Regions from separate parts of the Mus musculus genome. Here region 2 is linked to region 1. The links are chromatin loops, found by intact Hi-C in ENCODE. Cell type or tissue: left cerebral cortex. All regions are shown on one strand.

Region 1 (2,500 bases):
ACTGGATTGACACATAGCTTCTAAAACAAAATTTGAAGGTTTATATGAAATGAGTAAGAAAACCATCCATGACTGAAATATGTGGGGAAAAAAAAAGAAAACAAGCTGAAATAATGCTCACTGCACCTCTGGAAATCAGCACAGATACTACCCTCAAATGTACGCTCTTCAGGGCCTGACTGCCTGGGATGAGAGCAAGGACACGCATGGGCTTTCTATCGGAGCTCCTAAGAATTACAGTAAAACGCTGACCAAGCTTGGCTTCTCAATATACACACTTCTGAAATCTACTGGGATGTGGAATGCTTTTTAATTTAGGAAGTCATAAGAGAAGAGAAGATCTGCAGGCATGGTGTTGAGTGCCTGAAATCCCACCTCTCAGAAGGCTGAGGCTGGAGGATCACGCAGCACTGTCACGAGTTTGAGCTTGGCCTGGTCTACATAGCAAGGCTACAAACACAAGCAAGCATCAAAAGACAAGAGAGGATCAAATGAGTGTAAGTGGAACCGTTTATTGATTTAGAGAAAAAGTAATAACAATGATGGGATATGACCAAATGAAGAAAGTGAAACTGGTGATACAAGTGTTGGTAGTAAGGGATTCATGTCAAGGGGCTCGTGTGCTTTCTGTGGAATATAAACAAAAGCACATGCTAAGGCCTGCTCCTCGTTACTCCTTTGCCCTTCCTGCTAGAGTCCAAGACTCTGGACAGACACAGCTTATACAGCAGGTGGAATGAAATATTAAGAATAATCCAAAGGGAACTTCTGGAGAAAGATGATTTCAGCCTCAGGATTTATTTTTAAGAATTAAGGAATGCCATGGGAAGAAAAAGTTCTTTTTCATAATGAAATCGGCCTGGCTATGCCTATTCTGAGCACTGCCAGCAGGCAGAAACAAGCTGTCTCCAGCCATCCTGCTGTTCAGGGCACTGCCTGTCTGCAGGGTCCAGCAGGGTCCACCCACAGGGATTGCTGGCACGATCTTGGGTAGAGATGTCTGGATCAGTCTGTAGCCATCACTGCCTCTAGGACAGACAAGGATAAGACTGGATGTCTTTATGAACTACTTCAGATCTTAAACCACAGCCGCCCACATCACCATCTGTTGAGTGCCATGTGGACGAAAAGAAAAATGCACGCTGGTCCTAAAAATACTATTTGCCTTACAAGGAACAATCCCTGATGGCTCTGCCTCCCTGGCCTCTGTTTTATATAACATTAATTAGAGATGCTAATTCTGTGTCAGAATGGTACTGTAGCCACACCCTGGAATGTGAAATCCTAAACCTTCAAGTTCTGCCAAAATGTGTCACTGCATCCAAGTGCAACAAATTCAGTTGGAATTTTTATATTCCATGGCTCCCTGACTGCAAGTCCATGGAACTGGAGTTGTAATCATTCCAGACACATAATTGCCACCATTAAACCATGCTATGTAAGCCCGGTTTTGTCACCTGTTAGTCAATAATAACATTATACGTATTCTTGTGCGTTTGAATAAGAAAAAGCTTTTGAAATTTTCAGCGAAAATTCATAAAACTAATATATATATTATATATATATTATTACATTATATATATATATATATATAGTACAAACTATCTCTGCTTTCAGTGCAACACTATTAAGCTCCAAGCATCTCCCTGTTACACTTCCCTCTTTCCAGAAGAAGACAGCTATCAGCTTTACTAGGTAAAAGATGTGTAAGGTACCCTAGAGGAGAAAGGAGTTTGGTCAGGAGACCATAGCAGTGCACTGGCCACCCAATAATGTTCCATTTCCAGCACTGTAGGCCTCTCCAGCATCACGTGCTTCTCCATCTTCCAGAAGCCAGCCAAGGACACAGGCTTGTGACTCTTAGCCTCCAGTCTCTGACCTGCAGTTGTGGTCCAGCTCTGGTCAAGCTCCCGCCTCCCAACCAGCCCTTTGCCTCTCCTGTCCCAGCTCTGTGAATACCTCTCATCTGTTGTCTCCATCATGGATCTAGGTGTTGATCGCGCTTGACTTTGTTGATGTTTTCAATTAGTTTTGCTTTCAATTGCATATCTCTTCTTTGACATTTATTATTGTTTTCTTTCCCATTGCCTTTGATTTAATTCACTTCTATTCTCCTACTTCATAGAATAAACACATAAATCATTGATGTCAAACTTCTCCATTTCCCAGTGTAAGCTTTTAATGCTGTAAAATACTTCAAAGCCTGCTTTAGCTAACTGTCACACATTCTGATGGGTTGTAGTCGGAAGAATCTGTTTGATATCTTAATCAAAGTGCAATGTAAAAGTTATTAAAGGCTGTTAACATAATTTGACGTTCTGAATCCTATGTGAAAGTTTACTTAAAACCATTTTCTATTTTCTCTTTTAGGCAGACAATCTCGAGGAATTTTCTTTGAACAATTTTCTTTGAATAATTTTCTCTTATCATGATCTTATATTATTTTGCAGGACTCTGGACAAAACTCTCCAAGCAACCTCTCGGCCACATCCTTAAGTAA
Region 2 (2,500 bases), 170 kb after region 1:
ATATGAAATTAGCAACTAAAGGCCTTTACTAATTTTTAAAGATCTTTCTGAACTTTGTAGAGCCTATTATTGCTCTGCTGTATGCCTTCAACTAAGGGCACTTCAAGGTGCAATGGGAACTACTTAACTAGAAACCTAAAATCATAACTCAGCATCTCTATAAAGAAACACAATAGAAACCCTCAACATTTCCCCAGAAAAGTGTTCAAGGCGCTGGATTAGTGGTAAATTGTGATAGGATATAGCAGGAGAAAATTACATTAGGCTACATAAATCATAGCAAGAACTTCATTACCTGGGGCAGAAACAACACAAAAGCTATTCAGGTTCAATCCAGGCTATTAAACTCAGGTGTACAGTAAGTTTTAAAAGGTTTAACTCCCTGAGTCGTAGGGCTGTCACTCAGTGGGAAAGTACTTGCCTCCTGTACATGGGCCCTTAGCATTGGCCCCTGCCACATCCATACAAAGAGATTTCTCTCTTCCTTCTAATCAGGAAGGAAACGTCGTCGACTTCCAGAGCAGAAAAGTCATTGCCGGCGGGACCTAGGGACATCATGCATTGGGGTGGAGTCTCCTATTTCTTAGTAAATGGGCTTTTGTCCCAAACAGTCTTGGTCTGGTTCTGATTCCAGAGCACCCACTGCAACCCTGACACTGAACAGGCCAGTCACTTCCCACGATGTACTTTATTCACGAAAGTCTCTAACTCTCATGGTTCTGCTAAGGACCAAGATGCTGAGGTCTCTCAGTATCTTTAATATTCACAACTTTAACCTACTGAGCCAGAAGGAGTTAACTCTCAGAGGCATAAGCAGTAACACCATCAACTAATTCTAATGCTAAATTAAGTACATCATTAATCAATTTTCTGATAAAGTGCAAAAGTGATCTAGAGAAGATGGATCAGTCTGTTTAAAAGTGAAGTGTGTGTGTGTGTGTGTGTGTGTGTGTGTGTGCTTCCATATGTGACAAATCCATGAGTCACACTCAACCATATGTAATTCTTAAAGGGAAAAACAGATGGAGACAGACTGGTGAGCTGCAGTGTTAGAGTTAAGAGATAAATAGTGCGACTAGGGTGTGTTTTTTATTGAATGTCAAATTCATATGATTTATATGACTGTCATTAGCTTCCACTCTTAAGGAGCTTCCAAATTCCACTGATGGGCATAACATAAGTGAACTGAACAATTAACACCATCCACTTGAGTCACCAGTACACTGGTTCTGCCTTGATACCAGCAGATCCACATGGGGAATTTCTACCATGGTGTGAATGTCTCCAATAAAAGCATCAATGGAAAAAAGTTGCTGGTGTCCCAAGGAAAGAGCTGTTGGGCATACTATATTAGGAAACGCCAGACAATTATTCATTTGCATATCCAGTCTTTATTTAACTCCAACTCCAAAAGAAAGACTGATAAAGCGTTTCTTAGAGTAAGGCTCTGGGTTTTAACATAATCTTTTGATTACCCAGAGAACTCATTACCAGCTATTACCACCCACTGTGAACTGTGCACTATTGCCAACACTGATGTCATCTGTATATATGTAGAGATATGTGTGTTTATGCACACACTGCATGTGTGTTTAAGTGGACACATGTGGGTGTGTGTATTTGTGTGTGTATGTGAGCATAGATGTGTATGAATATGTGTATGAGCGTGGATATGTACACATTTAACATGTAAATGTAAATATGTGCATGGACAAATGTGTATATGTGTGGGTGTGACAGACGTGTGTAAATATGAACATTCATGTGAATGTTCTTCTGGATCTTTTTCTAATATACCCTGGTGGTTTTGAGAAACCAACATCCTTTTGTTTCAGAAACCTTTTCTCGTGACTTTGGCCTTCTCCGATCTGCGTCACGGGTACCTAAGCCCCTTCCTTGTCGTCTTCATTTTCCAAGCTATAGGACCGAACTGTTTTCTGCAATACAATAGCACTGTCATCGCTTTCATGGTTCACTAACTAACAGCACAAACCCTTCACATACTAAGGACATGTGGGAATCCTTTGGCGGGAATAGAGAATAAGAAACCAGATGTCTAACTATTGGCAATATGGTAGTTTCCTAGGAACAAAATAGTATCTATTGTAAAATACATAAGAAAATGTAAAAATCTGACAAATATACAACAAAGTTAGCTGTGTCACATCTTGGAACATAGTCTTGTTGTGTATGCCCAGCTGACCAAGGCTATGTAAACCAGGTTGCCCTTAAACTCAGAGAGATCTGCTTCCCTATTGCCTCGCCATGCCTGGCCTGAGATGAGTATAATAAAGATAGGGTCATATGTATCTGAATTTTAGCTACTGTTGCTAAAAGCTAATGAAACTTTCTTGCTAAGGTATTCCCTTACCTAAGGGACATACAAAGGCTTCATGAACACAAATGGAACAGCCAGAGCTCAGCCAAAAGTGGGTGGTCCATCAAAGTAATTTCCTCTTTCTTATAAGTCAGTGGAACTCTCAGGGATAGAAGACCCTCT

Evidence for each region. Peaks named below come from ENCODE experiments on the same cell type or tissue, not always from the same donor. Only the 100,000 strongest peaks of a DNase experiment are listed, where the experiment ranks them.
Region 2: a loop joins it to region 1, with 2.6 times the contacts of the local background. A loop is called at or near these places in 3 of 42 quality-filtered maps.

Annotation. Positions count from the first base shown.
Region 1 is chr5:4,992,313-4,994,812 of GRCm38, forward strand. The region is part of intron 10 of Cdk14 (cyclin-dependent kinase 14); the gene reads right to left. Among named protein-coding and RNA genes, the nearest start is that of Fzd1, 240 kb to the left of the region's middle. In left cerebral cortex, a CTCF peak has its summit at 1,121; DNase peaks (open chromatin) are centred at 360, 1,130 and 1,837; H3K27ac peaks cover 2,091 bases.
Region 2 is chr5:5,158,685-5,161,184 of GRCm38, forward strand. The region is part of intron 5 of Cdk14 (cyclin-dependent kinase 14); the gene reads right to left. Among named protein-coding and RNA genes, the nearest start is that of Gm30151, 210 kb to the right of the region's middle. In left cerebral cortex, no CTCF peak of the experiment used is centred here; DNase peaks (open chromatin) are centred at 1,050 and 1,243.